2 separate regions of the Homo sapiens genome follow, and region 2 is linked to region 1. Evidence: chromatin contacts called from ENCODE Hi-C or POLR2A ChIA-PET data. All regions are on one chromosome and are shown on one strand. The core of a region is the stretch at or near the end of the contact, and the rest is flanking DNA. Distances in the headings are between cores, read along the strand shown.

Region 1 (6,621 bases), core at 69-2,568:
TTTGTGTTGTACCTTGCTTCAAATTCTTTTTTTTTTTTTTTTTTTTTGAGGTGGAGTCTTGCTCTGTCGCTCAGGCTGGAGTGCAGTGGCGCGACCTCGACTCACTGCAACCTTCGCCTCCCCGGTTCAAGGGGTTCTCCTGCATCAGCCTCCCAAGGATTCCCGGCTAATTTTCGTTATTTTTACTAGAGACGGGGTTTCACCATGTTGCCCAGGCTGGTCTGGAACTGCAGAGCTCAGGTGATGCACCCACCTCGGTTTCCCAAAGTGTTGGGATTACAGGCATGAGCCACCGCGCCCGGCCAAATTCTTTTTAGGAATTAGGTACTACATTGAGTTTTAAATGCACTCAGAAAATTCTCAAAGTAATAAATTATAGACTAAATAAATATAGCGGAATTCAGTCTAAATTATAGGAACTCCTTTTTTGATAACTAATATTTTTAAAGTACTCACTATGTGCTACGGCACTGTGCTAATCACTTTACTGTGATTTATCTAGTAATACCGTATGATGTAGGTACTATTATCACCCCACTCTAAGGAGTTCAAAGAAATAAAGAAACCTCCACAGTGTCATGAAGTAGCCCCGCTAGGACTCAGGCCTGGCTGAATCCAAAGCTCAGGCTTCTAAGCATAACGTGTACTGCTGCTTCTCAGGCTGCACATTCTATTTTACATTATTGGTAGTTTCTCTCTGGCGTTCTTTGTGGGAATGTTCACTGCCCCCGCCCCGCCCCGAAGTGGAACCCTGTCTTCTAACAAACTTTTCGCTGCTCCACCGTCTCCTGTCATGTTCCGCCTCTCAATGGAGTCCCAGCCCACACTCCGATTCTGGTCCCTGAACAGAGCCCCTTCCCCTCACACCATGGCCCCCTAGCAGAGCCTGGTCTCCTCAGATCCTCTTCTCCCAGCAGGGCCCCAACTCCTCACTCCGACGATTCCCCCAGAGTTCCGTTCCCTCAGATCCTGCTTTTCCAGCAAAGCTGCGATTCCTGTACCCCAGCAGAGAGCAATACCCCGTCGGCAAACTTCCACAGAGACATCTTACCGAGGTCCCAGCCCAGCCCCTAATTAAGGGCACACCTCTACCTTTCCCCTTCCCAACCTTCTCCCACAACTGTGCTTTCCCCCGCCCTATTCCCTTTTTCTGTTTATTAATTCTCCTCAACCTCTCCACCATCTCGTGGCCCAGTTTCAGGATTCCCCCGCAAACTCACCCACCGCACTGTCTCCTCAAAGTTGCGTTCCCAAACGGCGCAGTGCTCTGCCCGCACTTACGCTCCCAGCGCTGCTTCGGGATCTGCGCTCCCCAACTGCCCTCCGGGAATACGCCCTGCAGTTGAACAGCGCCCGAGGCCCCGCCCCCTCTGCGTCCATTGGCCATTGTTCTCGAGAAGTCCCGCCCCTCCCGCTTCCAGCCCGCCTCCCCGCCCCGCTTCCCTTGTTTTCATTCCCCCTGTCACACGAGGCAGTGGCAAGCCCGAAGGGGAGGAGAGAAGGGGGCGGAAAGAGGGCGGAAAGTGAAAGGCGCCGAGGGCCGCTCTGTCTCCCGTCTGACTCGGTTCTCGACTGCTCCGGGCCGCCGATGTATTGTGGGATCGCGGAGCCGTCCCTGAGACGCTGGGATCCGCAGAGGAGCCCACTTGAGAGCGCCTCCTGTCGTCTGTAAGGTTGCCTTGCCATCCCTCGGCACCACAACTTCCCCCGCCCCCCCATCGCCTCCTCCTCCATCCTCCAGTTCAAAATGGCGACGGCGGCGGCAGCGGCGGCGGTGATGGCTCCTCCGGGCTGCCCGGGTTCGTGCCCCAACTTCGCCGTAGTCTGCTCCTTCTTGGAGCGCTACGGGCCGCTGCTAGACCTGCCTGAGTTGCCGTTCCCTGAGCTGGAGCGGGTGCTGCAGGCGCCGCCGCCGGACGTCGGCAACGGAGAAGGTAAGCGAGGGGCCCGAACGCCCGGCGGGAAGCGGCCCTGGCGCTCTGCTACTCTCCGCTCTTCACAGGCGCCCCGGTTCTTCGCGGCTCGGGCCTCCGCGGCTCTGTCTTCCCCCTGGGACGCAACTCCGCCGGGCTGGTCTTCTCCGCCCAGCCCCCGGGGTCTTGGGCAGTGGGGAGGCGGGGCGGAGGCCCCCTAGGGCCACTCGGCCGGGCGGGGAGCTGAGGTGGAGGCGTTGCGGGCTAGGTGTGGGCTGGAGGCGGGGAGGGGTCATTGTGCCGGTCGGCAGCCCCGGGGACTGCTTCTCCGCGGCGGAGGGCGGCCCCCCACCCCGTCTCCCCCTTGGCGGCGGGGGAAGGGGAGCGCAGGTTCCGGCCAGCTTTGCGCTTTTCTCCTCCTCCCCACCCTTACTCCCTCCCCTCCTCCCACCAGTCTTCCCGACCATCTCGGGGAAGGCTGGGCTCGGCTGCTCCGGACACCTCCTTATCTCCCTTCACCTGGGTGGGCGGGGGCCAGCGGACACTCAACTCTCCCTCCCTCTGTTGGGAACTCCCCTGAGAGATTTGTCCCTTTTCCCTTCCCCTCGAGGGCTGCTTTAACCCCTAAAACTCCTTCCTTGAAGTGGGGAGGTCTGCTCCTCCCCCACGGGAGGGGGTTCTTCTCCATTCTCGGTAGGGGGGCGAAGTCGGTTCAGCTCCACTGTGGAGAGGAGAGGGTTAATTCCTCCTCCATAGTTCTCCTTCCTCTCCCCACCTCCCCCAAAATAATAGGCGAGCATCTCCCCACTTTTCCAATCCCTTCCCCCTTCATCTTGGCAGCCGGGCTTAGGCGAAGAAGTCGTCTCCCTCCCATTTGCACGGTAGGGTGGGGTGGTTAGTATGTAAGCTGGAGGAGGGGCTCTGACGGAGGGGGAAACAGTTGAAGAAGGTGCTTGTTGCTCATGTTTCTCTCTCTGGTGCCGCTGGTCTATTATTGGTGTTCGCAAGTGGTGCTCCTTCCACATAAGGCCACCGCGCGGGTGCAGGGCGCATGCTCTGCCCGGCCCCATTGAAACTTCCTGCTGCTGCTGCTGGTTCTTTTGCTGGAGCATCTCAGCGCTGCGCCTGCTGCCTCCAGCCTTCACACTGAGTGCTTATACTCACCCCCATTTATTCCCGATCCCTGCCTCTCCTTTTCTGGCACTTTTCTTTCCTCAGAGAAGGCTTTTTTGTTATACTCTGAGCATTGCCTTTATCTGGAAACAGCCCTTGGCTGGAGAAGAAACGTTTTCCAAATAGGTCTCTTTTTTTGTCCATATTAGCTGGCCAAAGTGGATTGGTTATTGTACAAGACAGATAGCTGTTTCCTTTCCAAGAAAGCAGGGTCGCTCTTCTATTCTCTATGTAAATGAAGAAGTTTCTGTTAACTGAATTTATTTGCATTGCTAGGAAGCGCCAAGTATGAAGTTCTTCAGAATATTACCTATAAAGAATCTGTATGATGTTATGGCTACCGAAGACTCAAATTAATACAGCAGTTATAATATAAGCCTAGTAATCTGTTCTTACCTGTCCACATTCCCTCTACCTGTAACAAACTGGCTTACAAAAGGCTAATTTAAAAAATAGTACAAAATAGGAGGGTGACTAATTACATTATATAAAGGCTTCTCACAGAATTTGTTTAAAAATTAAGCTCCCATTGTAGTAATTTCATTATCAAATTGTATTTACATTCTTTTTTATATTTTTTATTTTTATTTGTTTTTTGAGACGGAGTCTCACTCTGTTGCCCAGGCAGGAATGCAGTGGCAGGATCTGGGCTCACTGCTACCTCCGCCTCCCAGGTTCAAGCGATTCTCCTGCCCCAGCCTCCCGAGTAGCTGGGATTACAGGTGTGCACCACCGAGCCCGGCTAATTTTTGTATTTTTAGTAGAGACGGGGTTTCACCATGTTTGCCAGGCTGATCTCGAACTCCTGACCTCGTGATCCACACACCTTGGCCTCCCAAAGTGCTTTACAGGCGTGAGCCACCAAGCCTGGCCCGTTTTTTAATTTTTAAGAAGGTAGTCATTGTGAAGTAGGATGCCTTAGTAAGTTGCTTTTAGGATGCCTTGGGAAGTGATAGTAATGTATCTCTCAGAGAACGAACTGTGGGCATTTGGGGAAAGGATGGCTAGTAAATTGTTTTGGTAATTTCTTTGGACCAAGTTGAAATGCATAGGTTTTCTGGGATGGCGTGGTATTTTGGGTAGTATATGAGATTGCTTGAATCTACATTTATTTTAGGTATTTTGACCAGTGCATTTAGTTTATATTAATATCACAGGAATACAATATTAGAGTCAGTTGAATTGAATAGTGGTTCACTAAGTAAGTAAAAATGACAGGTAACCTGGGCTAAGAAGGATCATTTATTTCAGCCACTGCATTACCGTTGGTATAGAGTTGCTAAGGGGACTGATAATAATAGATCCTATCATAAGGTGATCTTAGAATAATTATTAATTAATGTTACACAGTTCAGAACACTTGGCAAATGAGAAGTCTCTGCAGGTGAAATGCTGTTACTGTGCAGGGAAACGATTTTCAGAACTTTGATGATGAACCATGATATCATCATCAAAGTTGGCTTGTTGGGTGAACCTCTGTCGTTTTATCAGCTATTACAAACTTTCAGCCTGTTTCAAATAGCTGATAAAATGATAGTGGCTCAGCCAACAAGATTTGAACTGAGTCTTTTTGGGAAAGAGTTGTAGTGTACAAGAGTTAAAAGACATGGATTTAGTTCCTTGCAACTGTTCTCTGAAGTTGATAGTATTATTCCTATTTGGCAGGCATAGAAACTAAGGCTCAATAGATTAAGGTGCTTAAGAGTCTATAGTTAATGGTAGAATATGATTTCCAACCCAAGTCTGAGTCCAAAGCCACAAAATTATATACCTTGCCATAGTATCATGGTTTCCAAACTGCACCAAGGCACCCTAGAGCATTGTTGCCAACTCCATCTGATAGTTTAAATTTTCAAGTAGGATACAGTGGTAGCCGAAATTTGCTGGTTGCCAGGTGAGCTACTGCCTTGACATACTTCATGGTTTCAAGGTTGTGCCACATTTCTATAGATGATATGTCTTTGTGAAGCTGGTTTTTTAGCGGTTGCTGTGGTAAAATTCACAAAAAAGTCAGTATGCAGCAGGAAAGAGGATAGCAGGGTCCACTCTGATTCCAAGGTTTGAAAAGTTGTGCAGTGCCCAACAGTAATACACATTTCACAAGTAATTATGGTTAAGAATGAAGTAAAAACATTATTTGTTGAAATTTAGCTAGGTTATTTTTTCACATGGCTACTGACTACTTAATAAGTGGAAGTGTTATTATTTCTGGCCTAGGGCTGCTGTGAGAAAATTACTGAGATACTGAGGGTGCCGTGAAGCTAGAATGTTTGAGAACCTTTGCTCTAGAAACTATCATTGAATTTCGGGGCAAGAAAGAAGGGACTATTGTGTCATTGCCTTTATTTTTCAGGAGGAAAATCAAGCTACAGAGAGAGATTTCAAGTGTATACAGCTAACTGTTGGTGTTAGTCAAATTCTTATTTGAAAAGCCCACATATATGCTGAAATTGTCAACAAAAAATTTAGATTTATAGTTGATACTAGTTATAAAAGGATGTGCCAAATGAAGGTGGTGTTTTATCCTCCTCTCCCTGCAGTCTACTTTAGTCCTCCCAATTCTGTGCTTTGTGTGGACTTCCCCAGGTTTCTCCTAACTGGAGGTAGATGATGGTGGTTATGGATAAAGTTGACGTTGACTTTGTGAGATCCCTGACACCCAAGGCTCCTAAGTATCTTTCCTCTCCTGCAGAGAATATTTCTTTTCAAGAGGAAACTATACTACTGTATTCTTTAAAAACAGTCTGGATATTGGTTGAGATGTTACATATATCTAATAAATTTATTAAGGTAAATACAGATAATGTGTTAGGATTCTCATAGTTTATACTATGGTTGGCTGAATTAGTTGTATGATATTAAGTAAGTTGAGCCATTAGTTTTTTGTTTCATTTTTGCATTTAATGATTTGAATTTTAACTCGAAGTGAAAATATCAAAGTTAAAAAAATGCCTTTTTAACTGGAATTGTAACTATAACTTACTATGGTCTCTCTTACTGGTACTGTAACTGATCTGTGTGTAACAATATATTTTTAGGTGCATTTGATAAAGTGGAAAGGTGATTACTGTAACTGGGGCCACATGTGTTGATTTAAACAAAAGATTTTACCAGGTGCATGTACTAGAGGTTGCATGAGTCTACAGTGGTAGACACTGGTAGGGCATACATACATTAATAGTAGTATTGCTGGGGCCAGAGCCTGGTTAGGTTGAAACTTTTTAGTTGTGTCTCTTCTGCCTTTGAAAAAGCAAATATTCTTTAGGGCACTTATTAGATGAAAAGAGAGAAACAGATTTCATCTCCACCATTTTCGATATGTCATAGAGTAAAGTTACGGAGGTTTGGAGGGAGGTTGTTGTCATTGTCCTAGGAACTAGGAGGTAATGGAGACAGAGGGACTTGTCTGGCTAACATGAGCCTGTTAATGCAAACTGGCTTACTTTTTAGTCTTTTAATGATTAAGAAGTTTGCCTTAAATTTAGATGTTTTGTTAAGTTCTTAAACAGACCTCACCGGTAAGAAGGTAAGCAAG
Region 2 (6,572 bases), core at 1,024-3,523, 270 kb before region 1:
TATAAACCATAAAGAAAAAGATTGGCTGGGTGTGGTGGCTGATGCCTGTAATCCCAACACTTTGGGAGACCAAGGCGGTTGAATTGTTTGAGCCCAGGAGTTCGAGACCAGCTGAGGCAACATGGTGAAATCCCATCTCTTCAAAAAAAATTAAAACATTTTTAAAAAATGGGTAAAAGATGAACAACCAATTCATTCATGGAAGAGGAAACTATAGAAGAATCAATAAATATGAAAATATATTCAGCTTTGCTAATAATAAAGGAAAAGCAAAACCATAGTGAAATAACATTTCTACTAGAAGACTGGCAAAAATTAAAGTTCGGCAATGGCAACAGACAACAGGCAAAGGTTGCCAAGGATATGGGGAAACCCAACAGAATCAAGTGGAAAACTATTGGAACTAATAGGAAAGTGTAGCAAAATTGCTGACTACAAGAGCAGCATTCTAATTAACCAATTAGAAAAGTAATAGAATATAAAGATATTTGCAACAGTAACAAAAACTATAAATATCTAGAGACATACTAGTGAAAATGTTCAAGAATTTTGTAGAGAAAATGCTAATGGTTTATTGAGGGATATAAAAGGAAATTTGAATAAATGCATAAATATATACCATGTTCATAGATCAGAAGACTCAGCATTTTAAATATATCAGTTCTTTCCATAGGAGTCTATAAATTTAATGAAATTCTAATCAATACCCTAATGAGATTTTTCAAATAACTTGACAAGGTGATTTTAAAATCATAAGGAAGTCTAAAGGTGTACGAATAGTAATAATAATAATTGCTAACATGTATTAGCTTTGAAAAAAAGTAGATGATACACCCTATCAGATATTAAAGAACAATTCAACACTATGGTTATTAGATTGTATGATATGGGTATAGTAATTGGTAAAGAGAACTGTGGAACAAAGTAGATTTCAGAAATAGACCATGGCATTTGTGAGAACGTGATGTGTATTAAAGGAGGCATTAAATACTAGTAGGGAAAAGATGGACTTTAATAATAAATGATGTTCGGCCAGTTTTCACGTGTAATATTCCTCACACTCAACACAAAAACAAAAATTCGAATGGATTAAACATGCAAAGCTAAAACTTGGGAAGAAAATATCTGAGCATATCTTTATGGTCTTAGAAAAAACAAGGCTTCTTAATAATATTAAAAACATAGACAACAAAGAAAAAGATTGATACATTTTACTAAACCAATAGTTTACACTTTATGACAACCACCCCAGACTCCATAAATAACATTCAAAGGCAAGCAGAATAGTTGGAAAAGATATCTGCCATATATTTAACAAAAGATTAGCATCAGAGTGTATATATAAGGCTAGCACAGTGGCTCACACCTGTAATCCCAATGCTTTGGGAGGCCGAGGTGGAAGGATTGCTTGAGCCCAGGAGCTCAAGACCATTCTGGACAACATAGTGAGGCTCCATCTCTACAAAAAATTTAAAAAATTAGCCAGCTGAAGGCCGGGTGTGGTAGCTCACACCTGTAATCCCAGCACTTTGGGAGGCTGAGGCAGGAGAATGGTGTGAGCTTGGGAGGCAGAGCTTGCAGTGAGCCGAGATCGCGCCACTGCACTCCTTCCTGGGCGATAAAGCAAGACTCTGTCTCAAAAAAAAAAAAAAAAAAATTAGGCAGCTGGGGTGGTGTAGGCCTGTAGCCCCAGCTACTTAGGAGGCTGAGGTGGGAGGATCTCTTGAGCCCAGGAGGTTGAGGCTGCAGTGAGCCATGATCATGCCACTGGACTCCAGCCTGCACCAAAGAGTAAGACTGACTCAAAAAAAAAAAAGGGCGGGGCGGGGCTGGGTGTGGTGGCTCACACCTGTAATCCTAGCAATTTGGGAGGCTGAGGCGGGTGGATCACTGTAGGAGTTCTGTCAGGGTGGTGGGAAAAGTTGTAAGAAAAAGTTATAGGGAAAGACGCAAACCTTCTTGGAAGGCCGGGAGGTTTTCCAAAAGCTTCGGAAGGGAATTATGGCTGAAGGCAGTCAAATTTTCTTATCCGGAGCCTGAGAGCAAAGGGCAGATAACAAGGGAATGTAAAGAAACTTATCTAGATAAATTTGTTTACTTCTGTCTCCAGAAACCAACCTTTGATCATTCGAGCACAGGACTGCTCTCTACCTGGGGGGTCAACAATGTTTATTACCCACAAACTGTGTTTGCTTCAACCCTTTGTCATTAAATATGTACTACATAAATGCGAGCAGGGCCAGCTTATTGGGACTGCACTCTCTCGGTGGCTGCTGCACTCTCTCGTCAGTGGTGCTGAGCCCTAGCTGCGCTGTCAGGCAAAACACCTGTGTCAGTGTACTTCTTTCATCCATTGCTCAGCCAGAGTCTGCGGGACAGACTCAGCAGATCACCAGGTCAGGAGATCGAGACCATCCTCACTAACACGGTGAAACCCCACCTCTATTAAAAATACAAAAAAATTAGCCGGGTGTGGTGGCATGCACCTGTAGTCCCAGCTACTTGGGAGGCTGAGGCAGGAGAATCGCTTGAACCCGGGAGGTGGAGGTTGCAGTGAGCCGAGATCGTGCCACTGCACTCCAGCCTGGGCAACAGAGCAAGACTCCATCTCAAAAAAAAAAAAAAAAAAAAAAAAAAAGATGATATGGTACTGGCATACACACATAGATAGACCCAATGGTACAGAATAGAGAGCCTAGAAATAAACCATTGTGTATATGGCCAAGTGATCTTCATCAAGAGTGCCAAGACTATACACGGGGGAAAGGATAGTCTGTGTTGGGAAAACTGAATATCCACATGCAAAAGATGAAGTTGGAACCTTACCTTATACCACGTACAAAAATTAAAATGGTCAGGCATGGTGGCTCACACCTGTAATCCCAGCACTTTGGGAGGCCAAGGTGGGTGCATCACCTGAGGTCAGGAGTTCGTGATCAGCCTGGCCAACATGGTGAAACCCTGTCTCTATTAAAAATTCAAAAATTAACCAGGCATGGTGGTAGGCACCTGTAATCTCAGCTACTTGGGAGGCTGAGGCAGGAGAATTGCTTGAACCCGGGAAGTGGAGGTTGCAGTGAACCGAGACTGCGCCACTGCACTCCAGCTTGGGTGACAGAGTAAGACTCTGTCTCAGAAAAAAAAAAAAAAAAAAAAAAAAACCAACTCAAAATGGATTAAAGGCCTAACTATAAGATCTAAAACTCCTAGAAGAAAATACAACTTCAGGCCAGGCGTGGCGGCTCATGCCTGTAATCCCAGCACTTTGGGGGGCCGAGGCAGGTGGATCACTTGAGGCCAGGAGTTTGAGACCAGCCTGGCCAACATGGCGAAACCCTGTCTCTACTAAAAATACAAAAAAATTAACTGGTGTGATGTCTCACGCCTATAATCGCAACTACTTGGGAACCTGAGGTGGGAGAATCACTTGAACCCAGGAGGCGGATGTTGTAGTCAGCCAAGATTGTGCCATTGCACTCCAGCCTGGGCGACACTGAGACCCTGTCTCAAAAAAAAAAAAAAAAAAAAAAAAAAGGAAAAGAAAAGAAAACAGCTTCAGAACACTGGATTTTGCAATGATTTCTTGGATATGACACCAAAAATATAGGTAACAAAAGCAACACTAGACAAATGGGACTACATCAAACTTTTTTTTTTTTTTGGAGATGGAGTCTTGCTCTGTCACCCAGGTTGGAGTGCAGTGGCATGATCTCGGCTCACTGCAACCTCCACCTCCTGGGTTCAAGTGATTCTCCAGCCTCAGCCTCCTGAATAGCTGGGAATACAGGCGCCCGCCACCACGCCCGGCTAATTTTTTGTATTTTAGTAGAGACGGTGTTTCACCATGTTGCCCAGGCTGGTCCCGACCTCCTGAGCTCAGGCAATCCGCCTGCCTCAGCCTCCCAAAGTGCTAGGAGTGTGAGCCACTGCGCCCGGCCGGGAATACATCAAACTTTAAAACTCCTGTACATCAAAGGAAGCAGAGTGAAAACGCAGCTTACAGAATGGAAGAAAATATTTGCACATCATAGATCTGGGCCAAGCGTGGTGGCTCACACCTGTAATCCCAGCACTTTGGGAGGCCGAGGCAGGTGGATCACTTGAGTTCAGGAGTTCGAGACCAGCCTGACCAACATGGAGAAACCCCATCTCTACTAAAATACAAAAGTAGCCAGGCGTGGTGGCGCATGCCTGTAATCCCAGCTACTCGGGAGGCTGAGGCAGGAGAATCACTTGAACCCAGGAGGTAGAGATTGTGGTGAGCCAAGATCGCACCATTGCACTCCAGCATAGGCAACAAGAGTGACACTCCGTCTCAAAAAAACAAAACAAACAGCCGGGTGCAGTGGCTCACGCCTGTAATCCTAGCACTTTGGGAGGCCAAGGTGGGCAGATCATGAGGTCAGGAGATCGAGACCATCCTGGCCAACACGGTGAAACCCCGTCTCTACTAAAAATACAAAAAATTAGCTGGGTGTGGTGGCGGGCACCTGTAGTCCCAGCTACTCGGAAGGCTGAGGCGGGAGATTGGCATGAACCCGAGGCGGAGCTTGCAGTGAGCCGATATTGTGCCACTGGACTCCAGCCTGGGTGACAGAGTGAGACTCGGTCTCAAAAAAAAAAAAAAAAAACCCCACAAAGCAAAACAAAACAGGGCCAGTTGCAGTAGCTCACGCCTGTAATCCCAGCACTTTGGGAAGCCGAGGTGGGCAGATCACTTGAGGTCAGGAGTTTGAGAACAGCCTGGCCAACAGGGCGAAACCCCATCTTTACTAAAAATACAAAAATTAGCAGGACATGGTGGCACACACCTGTAATCCCAGCTACTGGGGAGGCTGAGGCAAGAGAATTGCTTGAACCAGGGAGGCAGAAGTTGCAGTTAGCTGACATCGCGCCACTGCACTCCAACCTGGGCGACAAAGTGAACCTCTGTCTCATAAAAAAACAGGCCCAGAAGATTGTGGGGGTTATGTGTTGAGGAGCAGTGGGCTAGGCTTCTGTTATGGATCCCCTTACTCAGAGTTAGATTTTTTTTATAGAAGCTGAGCCTTGGAATATCCATTGAATACACAAGTATTTCATCATGTTTTAAGAAAATCTGTAAACTTTATTTTAGATGCTTGCCTAGTAGTTTATCTGGTATTCAGAATTTACATATTGCTTCTGAGGAACATTTTTGGTTGTTTTTATTCTTTTAATAACATTTTAAAAGAAACACTGTGGTTAAAAAAACAAAAATTTGTGCAAAAAACGTTTTCCATGCTATACTATTTTCAGAGAATAAGATTCCTAGATGTGTAATTATTGAGTTAAAGGGTGTGAACTTTTGAAACATTTGCTGCCTTTCAGGAAAGTGCTAATATACACTCCAGAAAAATCCTAATTTGGGCTGGGCGAGGTGCCTCATGCCTGTAATCCCAGCACTTTGGGAGGCCAAGGTAGGAGGATCCCTTGAGCCCAGGAGCTCTAGACCAACCTGGGCAACATAGCAGACCCTGTCTACAAAAAATTTAAAAATTAGCCAGCATGATCGCACCACTGCACTCCAGTCTGTGTGACAGAATGAGACCCTGACTTGAGAAAAAGAAAAGCAAAATTCTAACTTGAAATATTGTCAGGTAGCGTTTTTTCTATAGAGATAAAAGGTCCATGCTTTATGTAATCACTCTTAGCTGGTATTTAATTCTTCCACTCAGGAAATCACTATCTTTGATGCATACACCTTTGCATAAACCTCTGGTTTAATCAGCCTCATTTGGATAAAATGTTTATTCTACTAATGAATGGACATGACAGGAAGACATTTTAGCTCAACATCAGGAAGGGCTTTCCAAAGGGAACTGTTCAATCTGCAGTATTAGAGGTGGGTGAGCAGATGTCACGCATGTCTGTGTGAAGACGCCACCAACAGGCTTTGTGTGAGCAACAAGGCTGTTTATTCACTTGGGTGCAAGTGGGCTGAGTCTGAAAAGAGAGTCAGCGAAGGGAGATGGGGAAGGGGTTGCCCTATAGGAGTTGGGTAGGTAATGGAAAATTACACTAAAAGGTGGTTATCTATTGTTAGCAGAGGAGGGGGGTCACAAGGTACATGGTAGGGAGATCATAAGACTCATTGTCCAGAAGAAGAATGTCACAAGGTCAATCGATCCATTAAGGTAGGGCAGGGACCAGTCACAATGGTGGAATGGTGGAATGTTGGTTAATCTGTTAAGGCAGGAACTGGCTGTTTTACTTCTTTTGTGGTTTTTCAGCTGCCCCAGACTTCTTGGCTCCTGCAGGCCATCTGGACACATATGTGCAAGTCACAGGGGTTACAATGGCTGAGCTTCGGCGCAGAGGCCTGACATTCCTGTCTTTTTATTTATAAAATATAAAGTTATAAGAAAAGATAAAGAAAATATAAGTTTTTACTGGGGATTATTGGGGCAGGGGCGATGTTTCTCAGGGCTGCTTCAGGCATGACTTAGGGGCAGCATGGACACCTAAAGAAAATTTAATTTTATAGTGAGTTGGTCTAGAAAGTTTTCGGGTACAATTTTGTGTGGCTAACAAGGCACCAGTTAGCATATTTT

The links. A loop is a pair of places that touch in the nucleus more often than their neighbours do. ChIA-PET counts read pairs that join two places held with the same protein, here RNA polymerase II (POLR2A).
Region 2: a map of Caco-2 shows a loop between it and region 1 (3-fold over the local background). The contact joins the enhancer-like site here to the promoter of AAMDC in region 1. A Hi-C loop is called at or near these places in 1 of 168 maps with a recorded cell type or tissue (Caco-2). POLR2A ChIA-PET finds 5 or more read pairs at or near these places in 1 of 52 experiments (endothelial cell of umbilical vein).

Annotation. Positions count from the first base shown.
Region 1 is chr11:77,815,841-77,822,461 of GRCh38, reverse strand. AAMDC (adipogenesis associated Mth938 domain containing) reads right to left here and starts at 1,318. Exons shown (of 4, transcript NM_024684.4): 1 at 1,221-1,318. It overlaps RSF1 (remodeling and spacing factor 1), which reads left to right and starts at 1,740. Exons shown (of 16, transcript NM_016578.4): 1 at 1,740-1,934. The coding sequence starts at 1,748. RefSeq lists silencers at 1,281-1,440, 2,031-2,120, 2,261-2,350 and enhancers at 1,541-1,680, 1,691-1,860, 1,413-2,385, 2,981-3,090, 2,386-3,359.
Region 2 is chr11:78,086,337-78,092,908 of GRCh38, reverse strand. LOC105369401 (a long non-coding RNA gene) reads right to left here. Exons shown (of 3, transcript XR_950342.2): 3 at 5,914-6,572. Among named protein-coding and RNA genes, the nearest start is that of NDUFC2-KCTD14, 9.8 kb to the right of the region's middle. Within about 2 kb of position 2,273, at least 2 of the 41 ENCODE cell types and tissues checked have a DNase peak (open chromatin) inside an H3K27ac peak, as active enhancers do.